Regions from separate parts of the Homo sapiens genome. Here region 2 is linked to region 1. The links are chromatin contacts, found by Hi-C in ENCODE. All regions are on one chromosome and are shown on one strand. Each heading gives the region's core, a stretch centred on a gene start or an enhancer-like site at or near the end of the contact. The rest is flanking DNA. Distances are from core to core; before and after follow the strand shown.

Region 1 (3,866 bases), core at 957-3,456:
TCTTTATGTATGGCTATATGTAACTTCAAAATACTCCTTATATGACATTGTTTTAGAAACTACCATCTTATTCATCTTCCTCTAACACACACTATTTTGTAAATGTCTTCTTAAAATGTAGTGCCCAAACTGAACACGACACTCCAGATATGGTTGGTCTAGGGCACAGTATAATGGCCTCTGCTGTAGCACTTACTGATCAACTGAAACTCCAAGAACTTCATCATGACCGTCTTGCATCAAGGCGGCTTCTCCCTGTTCTTTTTTTCCCCCTTTCCCTCTCTTTTTTTTTGGTCACCATCTGCTGTGTCACTTGTGTTCTTGTTGTATAAATTGATTATTTGAAACTTAAGCAAGGATTTGTACTTTCTACTATTAAATTTCATGATTGCAAGCTTTCCTTTTAGAGCTAGGACGTTTTGTCTATTTTTTTTTCTTTGAGGCAGGGTCTCAGTTTGTCATCCAGGCTGGAGTGCAGTGTGGCACAATCACAGCTCACTGCAGCCTCGACCTCCCAGGCTCAAGCTATCCTCCTGCCTCAGCCTCTCAAGTAGCCAGGACGACAGCAGGCACACACTACCACGCCCTGTTAATTTGTGTGTGTGTGGAGATAGGGTCTCACTATGTTGCCCAGTCTGGTCTTGAACTTCTGGGCTCAAGTGATCCTCCCACCTCAACCTCCCAAAGTGCTGGGATACAAGCATAAGCCACCTTGCCAGGCCACAGAGCTGGGATCTTTTGGAATCCAGATTCTGATGCATCACATATTAGATGTTCCCTTCAGCATAAATATGCATTCTACATTTTCATCTAAGTCACAGCCTTAAAAACTGTTCATAAAAGGACTGGACCAAAGAAAGACTTCAGAAAAAGTCACTTTTCCAAAAAAGCTGCATCTGAATTAGAGAGTATTGCAATAGAAAGCGTAGGTGTAAAGTATCTTCATAATTATTATCACTTGTTCCTCTCTTCTCTAATGTTTGGCACTCTGCTATCAGATTAATCCTTATAAAAACACTTAACGCATCATATAATATTTGTATGAAAATACTTCAATTACTCACCTTACCCACCACATCAAATTCAAATTTTTCTGCTAGGCTTCTAAACCCTTTAATAATTGAATGAAATTTCTGCTCCAAGTTAGTCTCCTAACTTTCCCAAACTTCCAGTATTTCCTTTTGGAACCTCCTCCAATATCCAAATTCTATCATTCTTTCGAAGTACAATTTCAGTTACAATTTATTCATTAACGAGAGATGAAGACACTTTCCAACTACATAGTTTGAGCTCCTAGGTGGGATAAAGTATATAAATGACTTAATATATATGCAGTAATACTCTGTCTAACGAGTAGCAAAGATTAACCTATAATTACTCATCTGGTTTCTCATTTATTTGCAGCACCACGATGCTGAGCAGAGTGAGTAGGTACTAAAAGTACTCTGTTAAATTTTACACACTTCGTTTTGTTAAAATAAACTATTTGTGGACATCACAGTTCCACGAGGCAGAGATTAAACAAAAATAAACAGAAATGGCTCCCAACTTCAATGAATTAAGTAAAACGTTCCTTGAACTTTTAAAAGGAACAATGATGGCGTTATGCATGCGTAGTGCTATATATGCGCTGCTCTTTTCCTTTGAATTTTGGATTAGGTGTGATATTTTTACCTTTTCATTCATGGTTTTGGATTTGGTTAAGAAACGTTTGGCAACGGAGATGTGTAAAAAGCTGACAAGCATCTGCAGCCAAATAAACCACATTACCACCGCCTTTCCAAAAATCACACATAAATGTATGCCTAACTTGAACAATTTCAGCTCAAGCTCGTCTTCTTCGGTCTATGCTGCACCAGAAAACACCCGTTAGTTTAGTAGGAACTGAGCTCTGGTTGTTTCTGGGACTAACATCAAATAAAAAGTAACGACGGGCCCGCCCCTCACCTCCCAGGCTCTGGTTTCTTCCGCCTCCTCCCACCGCTGAGCACGACGAAAACACCGCCAGGCCCAGCGTCCCGGCACCTGCCCGCGCCTTGGGATGGAGAAGGCGTCTGTCTGCAGGCTTCCTTCCTCCGTCCTCTCGCGCTCACCTACAGTGCCGGCCGCCGACAGGAAGACGGCGAGTTCGGGGAGCAGCTACAAGCAAAGTCAAAAATCAGCAAACGTCAACCGTCATCACTTTTCAAACTTGCCGCCTCCTACTGGAAGTCCCGCCCCATTCCGCCAAGCCCACGTCCAACCGCGACGGATGCCGGTTGGGCTCAAGAGACGCCAGGCAGGTGGGACTGGAGTTGTCATGGAAGGGGCAGGGCGCAGGGCGGAACCATTGCTCGCGGAGCTGGCGTCGAGTCGGAACCTCGGACTGCAGGAAGTGGGAGCACCGCGGTTTCGGGGAAGAGACCGGGGTTGAGCGTCTAGCCCATCTCTGCGTGACTTCCGCCAGCGTTTAGAGCGTTTTCGGGGTCCGAGTTGAAGAGCAAAACCAAGTGAAGGAAACTTCACTAAGTTCAGGGTGACAAGGGAGGAAGTACAGAGGTAATTTATAGAATTCCAGAGTAATAATAACTTGTTGAACATTGATTATGTGCCGGGTTTTGTTAGATGCTTATAAGCATCATCTCATTTAGACTTCATTAAAGGGGAGAAAAGGGATAGTGGAGAGATACTATCATCCCCTCAGGTGAGGGCTCTGAATCAGAGAATGCAGTTCTCTGCGCACAGTAGTTCACAAGTAGCATAGCTGGGATATGAACACACATCCTCTGACTCTGTGCTCATAAGCACGACTTCAAGAGGTGGAAGGAACATAACAGTTCATCTGGTCAAATCCTCTCGCTTTCACCGATATGAAAACTGGACTCAGAGAGAAGTGATTTGTTAGAAGTTATACAGTAAGTGGGACTGTAAAGTAGAAACCAGGTCTCCTGATTTTAGCTTCTCCCTCTTCGATCAGTGCTTTTCACCTCTGAACTGTTCCCCAAATTTGCACATTCCTGAGTGAGTTGCATTCTTCAGATAAGGGGCCCTGAAATCTGTATTTTTTTACATGGTATTTTGTTTGTTTGTTTTGGCAAGAGTGGAAACACTGCATTTAACACAAGTTAGGAAGCCATGGCAGGCCTGGTTGTCAGGGGAGAAAGCCATTAAGTTTTATTGAGGTTTGGGACAGGAGAAGACGTAATAGGACTTGTATCTGGTCACAGAGTAGAGCATCATCTGGTGACAGTCGTGTGTTGGATGGGGAACCTGAACTGAATTATGTGAAAAAAGTGCTAGAAAGGTTGTATTGAATGTAGACACAAATTCCGCTGCTTTGTCCTGTCCTGAAGAACTAAACCTATTGATAGTGAAGTCTATACCAATTCTAAATAAAAATACATTTCATATCATTAGTTCAGGGCTTTTGTCTTTCCTTTCAATGTCTATTTACTGATGTAAGTCTCAAAGTCGGAATCTAGTAAGACCCAAAAGGACATTAAGAAAATAGATTTTAAAAAAATATTAGAGTCAGTGAGGAAAGCAGAAAAAAGAGACCTGTCTCATTGACACTTGCCAAATCAAATTGATTACTGATACATGCATAATTTCCACCAAATTATATGTCCTTAGAGGCAGGGAAGGGAACCATAGCGTAGTGACTGAGAGCACATCTCTACGGTCAAAGGGAGTTGGATTGAAATCCCTGATCACACCATTTACTACCTAGGTGGACTTAGGCGAGCTATTTAACCTAACTGAGCTCGTTTCTGCATCTTTAAAATAGGGTGACAGTTCTATCTGCTTTATACGGTATCATGAAGATTAAGTGAATTAGTTCCTGTAGAGTGCTTAATTAAGTGCCTGGCAAAATTGTGAGTACTTGA
Region 2 (3,461 bases), core at 152-2,651, 2.3 Mb before region 1:
CTAAGAACAATTCCATGTTTTATGTGCATTTGATGAAAAAACAACTGAAGTAAATCTAAAATAATTCTGACGAAGAACTGACCACAGTCTATGACTCCTGAAGGTTTCTGAAGAATGTAGCATACATGCTCTGAGTGTTGATTGGATGCAGATTCTTTGCTGGTCATTCAGGCTTCCTTCTATCCTTTCTCTCCTGGGCCTATGAGTTAAATCAGCCATAAGACTGACAAACACGCAGCTTGGATTTTCAGGGACAGGACTAATTTAAACCAGCCACTTTCTCCACAAGTTCAATAGCTTTTTTTTCCATCTTGTATCCTGATAATGGACCAGAAAATACAGTCCTTTTATCCATGAAACAAAAGCTTGCAGAATTTTCATTTCCTTCTATTTTCACCTCCATTGGTTCAGCTGTTGTCTTTCTTCTTTCAAACTTTTCAATTATTTCTTTTTTCTTTCCTCTCTGTTATCTTTCATTATTCTCGTATTTTCCCCCTGAAACTCTAGTCCTTGCTAGGTCTCACTAGTGTGCAGAATGGGATTGGCAGAATACCAATCACCTCACCTCACCTTCCCTCCTCCCCTCTTCTCCTCTCCCTTGATTTCCCCTCCCCTCCCACTCCCTCCTTTCTTTCCTTCCTTCTGACGGTATTCTCTTCCCCAGAAGCAGCATTTTCTTCTTCCACTCAGAACCTTACTTCACCAACATGCCCACGCCTTCCCTGAACCTACAAAATTAGTGAGTTTCTCATGAGACCTGCTGCAACTGTCCCCACCCAGGGCTGTCATTACTATTATTGGGTTGTTTTGTTTTTCGATCTCAGGAGCAAACTCTGGAGTCGAGATCCAGTCACCTCCTTCAGCACACGACGGCAGGGTACCCGCAGGGTGTGATCTCAGACACGCAGGGGAGGGCTCCGTGGGCCCCTCGCATATCCCAGCACTCTCACTTCCTGGGATTTCTCTGAAACCATCCTTTTGGCCCCACAGGAACACTCGACTTAAAAGTCTCGGCTCCTCCCTTAACTGGAAAATTGAGCTTTAGTCACTAACATCCATTTCACACGCCAGGGGAAATACAGCCCCCTTCTCCGTCCTGTTTCTGCACCCTAACCCCGCCCTCCCAGGCAAGCTGACCACTCAGCTCGGGCGTGGCAGAGCCTGATTGGTGGATCACAGAAAGCGCGCTAGAGAGGGCGGAACTCATTGGGCAGACTCTCCGCGCTTGGGAAGTGCAGTCGCTCACGCAGGGACTTTGACTGCTGCTCTGGGCGGCCTGTTGCCACAGCAACCGTTGAAGCTCTGGGCTGCTGAGGTCGCCTGGCAGCGCGCTGAGCCCCACGCAGGTCCCGGGCGTGCCAGGGACACAAACCCCAGTTCCTTCAGAAAGCCTTCCAGATCGACGAGGAGAGATGGTATATCCCCGATGGCTCCGCCTCGGCTAGCCGGGGGAAGCCCTTTTATTCGTCATCCCCAAAGCATTCTTATTATTCACCCTTAAAGTAAAAATCCACTTGCTTTTGACCGGGGCACAAGAAATACTTTTATTTTATGAGTCAGTGTAATTGTTTAAAATAAGTAAGCTCTGAAAAGGTCGGCAATCAGCCTTTCTGTCACTTCCCTACTTTTGGCCTTTTATATGAAAAACAAAAACAAAAACAAAACAAAACAAAAACAAACAAAAAACCTTTCCTGATGTTTTTTTATATACTTGCTAGACATTTACATTTTGTTATTTGGGTGCTTACAGTGTGTTTCCGCCCACGTAGAGAGATTACACCACGAATCCCTTCCACCTTCTGAGGAAGTAGGTGCAGTTTACCTACTTTCCATTTTCAGATATGTTAAAAGAAGCAGAAAGAGTAAAGGAATATGTCGAAGTTACTCCCGGTGGGATTGGGGCTGGCCGTTGTAAGGGACATTCCCACCATCTCATTTCGAACCACCTTGGTTTACAGAGAAGAGACCTGGTTTTCTGTCAGAAGGTGGAGGGTACTGCTGGAGGAAGTGGGTAATAAGCAGACAAAAAGGGAAAGTGGGAGAATGTACCCGGCATTCTTGGGTATCCTCAGTGTAAAAATATTTTCCTTTCCCGAGTCGTTTTTATTTTATTTTTATGTATGCATGTATGTACACATTTTAGCAAATAGTCAAAAAGCATCTGGAACTAAGTAGATCAATAAGCTGGTTGGTGCCATTTTCTTTTCTTTTCTTTCTTTCTTTCTTTTTTTGAGACAAGGTCTCACTCTGTCACCCAGGCCGGAGTGCAGTGGCGCTCTCAGCTCACTGCAGCCTCCACCTCCTAGGCTCAAGTGATCCTCCCACCTCAGCCTCCCAAGTAGCTGGGACTACAGGCATGCGCCACCACACCTGGCTCATATTAGTATTTTTTTGTGGAGACGGGGTTTTGCCATGTTGGCCAGGCTGGTCTCGAATTCCTGAGTTCAAGTGATCTGCCCATCTCGGCCTCCCAAAATGCTGGGAAACACAGCGCCCAACGTAGGGCTCAAACCCATGACCCTGAGATTAAGAGTCTTATGCTCTACCAACTGATCTAGCTAGACACCCCGTTTTGGAATTTAAAAAGAAAAAGAAAAAAATATGACTGTTAAAGAATGTACTGGTTTTCTTATGTAACTTGGAAAGTGATTCCAAAGAGGAATTCCATGAACGTTCTGATCAGTGTGGCAGCGTCACTTGGAATTAGATATGTAGCTATAGGGAGTCCTTTGAAAGACAATGCTCATTTGGGTGTCTAAATTTCGATAATTAAAATTAGTCCATCTTTCCTTCTTTCTTTCTCTCTCTTTCTTCCATCTTTGTCTCATTTTCACACAAAGGATTTGGAGAAATGGCTTAATAGAGTCATTTCATTTAAAGCTACTTTGAAATATAAACAATAAACAAACATGAAGTGTATTACTATTATTTTAGGCATTGCCAAATTTATTACTGAAGTTCTTACTTCAGGTGAAACCCCATCTCTACCAAAAAATACAAAAATTAGCTGGGCGTGGTGGCACACGCCTGTTATCCCAGCTACCAGGGAGGCTGAGACATGAATCACTTGAATCCAGAAGGTGGAGGTTGCAGTGACCCGAGATTGTGCCTGCCACTGCACTCCAGCCTGGGCTACAGAGTGAGGCCCTGTCTCAAAAAAAAAAAAAAAAAAAAAAAATTCTTCTTAGTTATCACTGATTATATCCTGTGGTATTCAGATTAAAAGAGGCTATAGGTATGTCACTGAAAAAAATTATACATCTAAAAATAGAAAACATTGAACAAAATAATTTCCTGTTGACTTTGTAATTTGAGAAATATATTTTTTAAAAATTTTATTTCTGCAACCTTTTGTAGGGATTCCTAATACTCTCTTTAAATTTTTAGTGCCAATGTTGTTAATGAAATGTATAGCTTGAATTGCCAGAATTTGGGGGTTTTTGGGTCAAAAAGAGTCAAAT

The links. A loop is a pair of places that touch in the nucleus more often than their neighbours do. Pooled maps may share reads with other maps.
Region 2: a map of naive thymus-derived CD4-positive, alpha-beta T cell shows a loop between it and region 1 (9-fold over the local background). The contact joins the enhancer-like site here to the promoter of NUF2 in region 1. A Hi-C loop is called at or near these places in 2 of 168 maps with a recorded cell type or tissue (Right ventricle myocardium inferior and naive thymus-derived CD4-positive, alpha-beta T cell), 2 of 37 single-sample maps with no recorded cell type and 8 of 50 pooled maps.

Annotation. Positions count from the first base shown.
Region 1 is chr1:163,320,294-163,324,159 of GRCh38, reverse strand. It overlaps NUF2 (NUF2 component of NDC80 kinetochore complex), which reads right to left and starts at 2,206. Exons shown (of 14, transcript NM_145697.3): 1 at 1,948-2,206. LOC127814295 (a long non-coding RNA gene) reads left to right here and starts at 2,425. Exons shown (of 5, transcript NR_182654.1): 1 at 2,425-2,538. It also overlaps a transcript of RGS5 not described here. RefSeq lists enhancers at 1,987-2,216, 2,257-2,466.
Region 2 is chr1:165,596,016-165,599,476 of GRCh38, reverse strand. It overlaps the pseudogene TRK-CTT13-1. Among named protein-coding and RNA genes, the nearest start is that of LRRC52-AS1, 16 kb to the right of the region's middle. RefSeq lists a silencer at 3,087-3,294. Within about 2 kb of position 1,401, at least 30 of the 41 ENCODE cell types and tissues checked have a DNase peak (open chromatin) inside an H3K27ac peak, as active enhancers do.